Linked DNA regions of Homo sapiens: region 2 is linked to region 1. Evidence: chromatin loops called from intact Hi-C (ENCODE). Cell type or tissue: dorsolateral prefrontal cortex. All regions are shown on one strand.

Region 1 (5,000 bases):
CATTGGAGAGTCAGCCACAAAATAGACGTATTTGGGGGGGAAATGCTGTATAAACATAAATATATGTGCTTCCATAAATCTAAAGGTGACCATGTTGGCCTTAGATGGTGCCAGTTATTGAGCTAAAATGTATAGCAGATGCTGAAGGGGATGAGTGTTAGAGCATTATTCCTCATCAAGTATTTTGTAGCTAATAACAACTATCTTTTTAAAAGGTAAGTTACAAAGGTTAGAAGGTCATTTTTACTTTTAGAATTACTGACTTCTGCCAAGTATCAGTTTCTTGTAAGAAACAATTTCTGTGCTTTCCCTATTAGACTTAAATTTAGAAATAATGAGGTTTTAAAACATGATGAGATATTCTTATTAATAATAAAGTATTTCTTCAAATTTTGAGGAAGAGAGCTAAGGATGAGAGTGTGGGAGGTCAAAGGACCAGGGGTCAGGAAAAGGTGATAGTGGAGAATGGACCACCTACTATTGTCTTAATAAATTTACTAAACAAGAATTTAAATATGTAAACTACATGGTAATAACCCTCTGTGAACAGGCAAAAATAAATATCTTTGAAGAATTAGCACACATCTATATTCTTAAAGTTTTCTGACATTTGTTCGTGTCAATCAGGGCTCCCATGAATTGCAGTAGTATGTTCCGTGTTTTTCTCCACTAATTGCATTCATCACTGTAGAAATGGGGGGAATTGAGAAAAACATCTTTTTCTGAGTTAAAAATAGTAATAGAAATTTCTTTCCTATATAAATATTACACTTATATTTCCTACCATACATATTATACATTTATTTTGAAATATTACATTAAAAAAGGAAATTAACATTAAACATTGAGTTTGGTCGTTTTGTTAATATAGATTGCAAAATGTTAGACGAGATTGATATGGAAAATGTGTACTGCTGCTATTCGAATAGCTTCTGAAGTTTTGGAGGCTACAAGAAATGTTCAAAGGTCGTAGCTTTGGGAGATGTAGTTTTGGCTGAAATCTCTAATAATTCAAATAGAGATTCATAATGTTATTGCAGTCTATTGGCTTGCAGACATTTCTTGATTTATGTGTAATATTCACTTCACCTAAATTCTCTAAATATGAGAGATTCTCTGTATCAGATTTTCTCTACAAGGGGCTAATTACTGATTTCCTTCCAGTTTATTTAGAATATGTAGAAACGACATGGAAAGCCAAATATTTTGTCATAAATGGAAGTTTGGAATACAAAATTGGTGTTCGGGCTTCAAAACTGTCTTATTTTGCAGGAGGGAGACAGTAGGCTTTTAAAGTTTCCGATTCAGGTTCTACGTTCTAAAATAAAGCTGCCAGGGAGTTTTTATAAAGGGAAAAATGCAGCTACAGTATGTAGGAGATATAGGTGTTCTCAAACGCCCTACCTCGTTATGCTTCTGTCTCTCAAAACAAAACACACACACACACACACACACACACACACACACACAAAGGAAAAGAAAAAAAGAAACTGCAACCTTTAACATGAAAGTTTGCTGTCGGTAGTAATCCAGAAGCTCACAGCAAACTTTAAATTTTCTGAAATTAAACAGATCTCCCAAGACCTTGTGGATAGATGGCCTTTCTTTAGGGAGGAGCTGAGTTCAGGAGCTTTACAGGGTAGGAAGTCCAGGTATTCTTATTTATTAATGCATAAAGTTTTCCTCAGATCTTGTTTCTCACGTCTGCCTGACAACCCTGGAAATTGTGGAGCAGAGGCAACTGCGAGAGATAGTACACTTTGTGTTAAATCCAGGAGCAGAGAATGAGCAGGCTGTCTCGCGAACATGAGAACCTCTTCTGGAGGGGAGAGGTTACAAAGCAGATAAGGATTCCTAGGCTAGGAGCTACCTCGTCCTCTGGCTCCAGCCAAGCGTCCTATCCGGAGCCAACTGTAGCTGGGATCCAGCGAGAGGAAGGTGGGATAGGAGGAGGTGGAAGAGGAAAAAAACGGAGGTCGGGGAGGGAGGGGGAACGGAGGGGAGTAAGCTGGAGATCCGCGCGCGAAGGGAGGGTGGAGATGGGGGGAGCGCGCCGGGCGCAGGGAGCTGAGTGGACGGCTCGAGACGGCGGCGCGTGCAGCAGCTCCAGAAAGCAGCGAGTTGGCAGAGCAGGGCTGCATTTCCAGCAGGAGCTGCGAGCACAGTGCTGGCTCACAACAAGGTGATGTGCCAGGAAGCGGTTTTGTGCCCGCTCGGGCTGCTGCGGCTGGGGCTTGCTTCCTTATACCCACCTCTCCTCCTCTGGGTCTGCGTGTGTGTGAGTGCCCGGCTTTTGGGGGTAAAGCCTGCGGGGAGGGGACACGCTTGCCTCTGCTTGTCTCCTCCTCCCTCTACCCTCGTCGTTGCTAATGCATGTTTTCCAGGGTCGCTCCTGGCTTCGTACCCCTTATTTGACACTGACATGCCCCCCCACCCCCCGTTGTGTCTCCTCTCCCAGATGCTCAAGGTGTCAGCCGTACTGTGTGTGTGTGCAGCCGCTTGGTGCAGTCAGTCTCTCGCAGCTGCCGCGGCGGTGGCTGCAGCCGGGGGGCGGTCGGACGGCGGTAATTTTCTGGATGATAAACAATGGCTCACCACAATCTCTCAGTATGACAAGGAAGTCGGACAGTGGAACAAATTCCGAGACGTAAGTTCCGCGCACCCACATCCCCGGGCACACGCGCGCGCTGCTCCGAGGCGGGGGCCGCGGCCGCCGGATGTGGGTGGGGAGTGGGCTCCGTTTTCTGAGGAGAGGGGTTTAGGGAAACGCGGCGGCGCAGGGCTGCTGGAGAAGTTCACAGTTCCGCTGCCCCCTCCCAGCTGGTTCAAGGGCTTGTTTCTTGGATGCACAGGAGTTCAGGTCTCACCAGGTTCACACTCTTCCTCCCCCACCCTGCTCTCCCCTGTGCCCCCTCCCGGCCCACAAAGGTTACAAAGTGCTGGCTCTAACCTCTCAACTTTTGAATGGTGTTTCTGGCACTGGTAAACACAGCAGATGTGCCTTTGCGATGTATCGCTACTAAAGTAACTAGGATCGATCCTGTCACTAATGGTCCATTAAGGAATTTGAGGGAGGAGGTAGGAAGATGTAAGATTTATAAATGCCCGCTCTCCAAGGGTGGGAGGATGTTTGGCGGCACCAGTAAGGACTCGTTGAACGCTCCCGCTTACATAAAATTGTCGATCAGATTTGTGCTTCGACATGACTTTAATCTAGAACATCTTTGCAATGCATTTGATTATATTTTATTCCAAAATGAATCACTGCCTTGAACTCTGCGGGAAGAGGTTGCGAGGGCGGGAGGATTGCAGGTGACAGCGATAAAAGAGTTAAACCATAGACTCCCCTGGGGAGTTTTCAAAAGGGTTATTAAGAGGGAGCCAGGTTTCCACACTTGAAGCTAGTGGCCATGGCTTGCCAGTCATTTTTATTTTCCTCACCTGATCTGAATGGAGCCCAGTAAGAGCTGCTCACGTACAGAGCACGATACAACTGGAAGCCTTGAATTTGGTTGTCCCAGTGAGGAGGCCGCCCTGTTGGCTGAATACCGCCCCTAGCCCACCCTTTAAAACGCGGAAGGCCTGAACTGGAGCGAGAGTGGTTCCTAGACACATTGCCAATCCTTACCGTGACATTTGAGAGAATTTCTCGTGGAGTCCATCTGCAGTGCACTACGTGGAGATGAGTTAACTTCTTTCATCAGCTCCGACTCAGTCACCATTTAGGAAAATAAAAGGGAGCCTAGGCTAGCTTTCATCCTGCCTCCTCTAACCCATTCTCTCAGCCTCTCCATGAAGTAGCTGACAAGCCAAATCTAGCAGAGGGATTCCTGAAGAAACACAAATTTTTACTTTAAAATTAGGTTTAGCCATTTGATTGAGAATATTTAATGGAGAACCTTGCCTACATACTTCATGAACAAAGCTTAAGCATCATTTTATTGCTAAATAAATGCCCTTATAAAAGCATACCCGTTGCATATTTGTTTTAAGTTTACACCAATATTGAGTACAAGCAAAAAGGATAGCGAGTGAGATATTCCTAAACCTAAAGAAAATTTGTTTATCATGCCCTCATTTGGCAAAATCAAAAACAAAAACGAAAATTGAACACTTCATCAGTATTTGAACAGTGTTTGACATTATGACATTTCATTATTTAATGGCTGCTTTAAAATCTTCTAGAAATGAATTTTTGAAAGACCTCCCAACAATGGGATATATTTAGTAGGTAATACTGGTTGCATGCTGTTTTCTATTTGTTTTGGGTTTTTTTTTTTTTTAATAAAATCAACTACACAAGATTCCTCGCTGGGAGAATTGTAAGAGTATTACTATCTTCAATGAGAGCAGAGATAAAAGCTTTCTTCTCTAAAATGTATTTTAAATTTTGAATAACTTAGTATTCTCTTATTTTATTCAAATTACTTTATTAAATTATTGAGGGACTTGGACAGTTTGTGAATGTGTTTGACTTAAACTATTGAGACAAGCTGAGTTGCCTACTATAGAGCTAAATATGCTAGAATTTATGGAGTCAATTTCTATAGAGATGGAGATTTTATTGCTATATCATTCTCAGTTATTCTAGGATCTCAAGGAAAAAGTCCATCAAAATTGTACATAAATTTTAAAAAGGATTTACTGATACATTTTATGCAAATATCTGTTTTGAAGTATATGCAACACCTAAAAATAAATATTGATTTATTTGAAAAACTTTCATCAGGTTTTAGTATTACCATTTTAGTAAGACAGTTATGTTTTTGCAAAGATGACTTCTGGAGGGAATGGAGCGGATAAATGCCATCATTTTTTACCCTTGAACCACCTGTTGCTTATTATTAACATGATGAAAGGTATGCTGACAGTGTGGTTTCTCAAATAATAATTCAGAATGCATAATATATAATCCTTATCTAGACCATCCACCCCACTGCTATTTATGTATATTCTTTCCCTTTTGGGGAATCATTAGCTTAATAATCTTTTCTGTAGCT
Region 2 (5,000 bases), 130 kb after region 1:
CATCAGCGAGCTTATGGTAAATGCTGTCAGGCCTGGGATTCACCCCTCAGGGTAGTGGGCCACCCTCTGGTCCAGGGCAGACCTAGAAATACCATCCAAGAGCTAAGGCCTAGCATCTGAGACCCCAAGGGCCCACTTGGTGCTCTGTCCCACTGTGGCCAAACTGGTCTCTGAAGCCAGCATTTCTCAAAAATCTTACTCAAGGTCCATGGTGTAGTACCTGGGTATTGCTGTTGGTTCTTCAGTGACCAAGGGCTCTTTAGTCAGCAGGTAATTCATTCTTCCAGGACTAGGTCCTTCCCTTTCAGGGAGTGGGTTCCCTTCTGGCCCAGGGTGTTCCCTGATGTGTTATCTGGGAGCTAGTACCTGGAATGGGGGCCTCATGTCCCTACCACGGGGTGGGCTTATATTCAAGATGTAAGACAAAGTCCTCTTTACTCTTCCCCCTTTTCCCCTCAAGCAGAAAGAAGGAGTGACTTTTTTTTTTTTTTTTTTTTTTTTTCTGCAAGCTATATTGCCTGGTGTTGGGGAGGGGCAGTACAAACACTTCCTTAGCCGTCCTGGCTGGTGTCCCACATCCCCTGTCTCTGAGCCTAGGACTTGCCTAGCAATTACAGTCCTTATGGCCTAGAATGCCTTTCTAGTTTATTTGGCCATGGTGGCGAGGTTTGACATAACCCACGTTTCAACCGCTGGGATGGATAATTCTCCTCTAGCTAGGAGTGGTTTAAATGCTCCCTTTGTGTGTGGGCATTGGCTGAGTTTAGCCCAGTTCTGATTTTCACCATGACAGAGCAGTACTGAGTTCAGGGCAATGAGTTCAGCAGCACTGGGTTCCACAATCACTGTACTGTGTCTCCCCAGAGAACACATATTCTCCACGCCATGGAGGCCACTGCTTGAGGATGGGGGAGGAGTAGTATAAGCAGTTCAATACTGTCTTTTTTACCATCTTCAGTGCTTCTTGGTGATATGAAGTAAAACCAGGTAATGTGATTGCTCACCTGATTTTTGGTTCTTATGAAGGTGCTTTCTTTGTGTAGATGTTAAATTGCTGTTCCTGCAGGGGAAGGGAGGAAACTGGTGAAGGCTTCTATTTAGCCATGTTGGTCTGCCCCATCTGGAATGTTCTCTAGAATATTTAAACTTTAGGTTGTTGTCTACTGAGGCCTGATCTTTGTGCTTTATTATGAGGTCATTCCAAATAACAGCTGAAAAAAGAGATGTCACCTGTAATCTATCTTGTTACCTGAGGTTTCAATCTGATCTCCTTATAAGGCTTCCTCTTCCCAGTCTCCACTTGTTCTCATTTCAGCTTAGGTACACAAATAAAGTGGTTATTTCAACCCACAAGGATCCAAGTTATGACACTCTTGCTTATTTAGATTTTAGGCTACAAAAAATGAAAAGAAAAAAAAAAGTAAGAGGGCCAGGTGCAGTGGCTCATGCCTGTAATCCCAGCACTTTGGGAGCCCAAGGCGGGCAGATCACGAGGTCAACATGGTGAAACCCCATCTCTACTAAAAAAAAAAAACTCAGCCTGGCATGGTGGTGCATACCTGTAGTCCCAGCTACTTTGGAGGCTGAGGCAGGGGAATTGCTTGAACCTGGGAGGTGGAGGTTGCAGTGAGCCAAGATCGCATCACTGCACTCCAGCCTGGCAGCCTGGTGACAGAGCAAGACTCTGTCTCAAAAAAAAAAAAAAAAAAAAGAGTAAGAATTATGAATTGAAGATACTGGTGAGTCTTAGGCATTTAGAGAATTAGCATATTGAAGGAAACAACCTGGAGAGATAGGAGTAGTGGTTGGTGAGGAGGATGTTTCCATTGAGTTCTTAAATAAATAGCACTTATTGGTAATTAACAAGCATAGATCATAGCACTTATTGGTAATTAGCAAGCATAATATGATCATGTGAGTTTCTGAGGTATGTAGAGAACCATACATTGAAGAAGAGGACAAGCAGCTGAGAGGCCAGGACTGAAAGTCATCAGTGTGGATAATGAAATTACCAAGGATTTTGATGAGAGTGGTTGTGGAGAAATTATCATTAAGTCAGTCTCAGGGAATAAGTAGGGAGACTAACGAGTCTAAAAAAGGTTATAATTAGGGAGAAAGTTAGTGAGTACAACAAGAAGGGTTTGGAGAACCAAAGCCATAAAATTTTGGGGAAGTGGGAGGGAGAAAGAGCTTAGAAATGACTAGCAGGCCCTGTGACAGTTCTTGAGAAGTCAGATGGACACCTACTCCATGTCTAGGCCTTTGCAGGAAGAATGTAATAAAGAAAACAGCCACCACTTAAGAGAACATTAGGGAAAGCAGTATCCTTAGTACAGAGCCAGTTTCAATTAGTGAAAAATATTAATGAGAATGTCGAGACTAAAGATGTAGGAAGTTTCACCAAAACTGACCATGAGTTTCAATGAATTACCATGCATGGGTTCCAGGATATATATAGGGGTGTTATATAACTGAATGAAATTTGAGAGTGATGGTAACACATTTGGGGTTTAAATCCTAGAAACTCATTATGCAAACATAAGAAACTAGAAAGATTTGTATAACACTCTCTATTTCACAGAAATATATTCTAGAATGTGCAAGTGATTACTTGTTTGGGAATAATTGGATTTGGGAATATAATGATTTGATTGATGGTATTTTGCTTAACTGAGATTATCTACTTATAAATTAACCAACATTTAAATAATTAGCATACAATAAAATAGAATCATCAAAACTCTTTTAAGAATATTTTAATATTTTTATTCTATGTAAATCCATTGCTTTTCAGTTGATATTTTATATCCTAATTATTTGTGCATATTTTTAATGCAGAAGGGATAAGATGGGAGGGTGAGATTGACTCTACATTGATTAATAAATATAAGAAATAATTTTCTGAGAGAGAATGAGGGTTGTGTGTGTGTGTGTGTGAGAGAGAGAGAATGTGGGTGTGTGTGTGTGAGAGAGAGAGAGAGACAGAGAGAAAGAAAGAGAGAAGAGAGAGAGAGAGAGACAGAGACAGACACAGAAAGGAAAGTGGAAGAGATACCTTCAGGATGTTTTTGATTACTGAGCTAAGCAAGCAGTGAGTCACTTTTAGTAACAGAAAAGAGAAAGCTGGCAGCTACTGAATAGAGTCAGCTGGTTAGGTCAGTCAGTCAGAGAAAGAGAGGACGTCTAACAATAGCTGCCTATGTTACATGGCATTTGAAATTACTGAGATAAGAGGCCTTGGCAAATTACACCTTGGTTGCTTTATTTATTGATGGAAATAAAATATTTTATAGGAAGTAAATTGATAGTGAGAGTTTGGTATTCATTACTTTTAAAAAGGATAGACATGTCTTAGTGATCCAAGCTTAATTCACATCAAATGTGAGAATAAATAACTTCTGAACATATTATAAATAAAAAGTGAAGCCTAAGTGATGTTAGTTATTGTGATAGCTCAGACCAAATTGTACATAATTGTCATGAAGAAAGAAATTAATGTGTCAAATTATACTTCAATTTTGAAAAGCTCTTCAATGCTTTACCAAGATGCGTTTGAATAGTAATATCAGTTTTTCTGTGAAGTAATAGGTTAATCATTCAAAAAGGGAAACTTGAGCAGAGAAAAGGAAAAATTACAGACAGTGACAGACATGATTCAAACTGAAGTCCATTAAATGCCAACCCAGTGTTCTTTTAAAATTTTTTAAAAAGTATAAAAAATAACAAATTTTAAATAACTACTGCTTATGTACCTGGTGGTTTCAGAAAGTAATGAAATGAAGAAATTATGATTAAGAGAAACTTTGCATTTATTATGTAAACGTGAAAGATACGCATAAAGTATAGCTTTGGGTATATGCCACCAATTTCTGAGCCTTTACAGAAATTTGTGTGTCAAATATGCTTGTTTTTCATTATCTCCAACTTTTGCAGGTATTAAATTTCACGTACCTCTGATCTAAGTTATTTGTCACATGTGCATCTAATTTTCAACAAGAAAAGATTATTTTGATATATCAAAATGATCATTATATTTTTCCTTGTGTATTCATATTTTGTGCCTTTACAGCCACTTCAGTAGGAAATCAGGAATTATATATGCTGTTAGATCTGCTATATTTAATTCCAATATTTTAAAATATATAAATAACTTAAAATCATAAAACTACTAAAAAATGAAGAAAATGTTAAAATCTTGCAGTTTTATGCTTTTAATACATTAACCGAGATTCACAAATATAATTGTATATATTAACTATAAAAAGTATAATACAAATGAATGGGAAAAATCTCGAGAAAGAATCAAAAACAACTATTATATTTTTATTCATTTACTACATAATGATTCTACACATCCTATGTGACAGACTTACTGTACTTGGTGCCCTGGAGCATATGAAGATGGATTAGATGCTGATCCCTTCCTTCTAGGTGCATAAATTCCAATAAAGTAAATAATTCATAAGATAAATAAGCATAAGCTTGTTAGATAAGGAGCCATACATCAGAAAGTGATAGATAAAATGTTACAGGCATTTTGAAAAAAAAGGCATAGTTTCTTCTGGGGAATCTGGAGAGGCTTTTTGGAATATTTGGCATGAAGATGCTTATCAAAGGTTAGATAGTTTTTGGAGTTGAAGACAGTATCAAAGAGTGAGAGTTAACCCACCAACAAAGAGATGATAAAGCGAGTTAATTAAAATGCTGGGAACAGAAAAATAAGCTGAGTGGGAGAATCAGAGATGTGAAACAGAAAAAAAAACAAGGTTGGAAAATCGTTGGACTTTGTTCTGTAGGTGATGAGAATCTTTGAAGATTTTAAACAAGGCTGTGAGACAATAAGAGCTGTACATCAAGATTAGTTCTGTAAATATGGAATACTTTCCTAAGTGGGGCATTATTTTTGAAAATTTTAAAAGTAAAAAGAAGGAATTTAAATAAATAATAGATAGATTAGATGGAGAGATAGATAGTTTATATCTCCTTACCTGCAGCAGAAG

The links. Hi-C counts contacts between places; a loop is a spot of excess contacts. Peaks named below come from ENCODE experiments on the same cell type or tissue, not always from the same donor. Only the 100,000 strongest peaks of a DNase experiment are listed, where the experiment ranks them.
Region 2: a loop joins it to region 1, with 9 times the contacts of the local background. A loop is called at or near these places in 4 of 110 quality-filtered maps.

The regions. Positions count from the first base shown.
Region 1 is chr4:167,231,632-167,236,631 of GRCh38, reverse strand. It overlaps SPOCK3 (SPARC (osteonectin), cwcv and kazal like domains proteoglycan 3), which reads left to right and starts at 2,138. Exons shown (of 11, transcript NM_001040159.2): 1 at 2,138-2,182; 2 at 2,459-2,647. The coding sequence starts at 2,459. In dorsolateral prefrontal cortex, a CTCF peak has its summit at 2,537; DNase peaks (open chromatin) are centred at 2,071, 2,541 and 3,511; H3K4me3 peaks cover 3,970 bases; H3K27ac peaks cover 4,656 bases; H3K27me3 peaks cover 1,102 bases.
Region 2 is chr4:167,098,425-167,103,424 of GRCh38, reverse strand. All of the region lies in intron 2 of SPOCK3 (SPARC (osteonectin), cwcv and kazal like domains proteoglycan 3), which reads left to right. Among named protein-coding and RNA genes, the nearest start is that of SPOCK3, 130 kb to the left of the region's middle. In dorsolateral prefrontal cortex, no CTCF peak of the experiment used is centred here; no DNase peak of the experiment used is centred here; H3K4me3 peaks cover 1,009 bases; H3K27ac peaks cover 4,891 bases.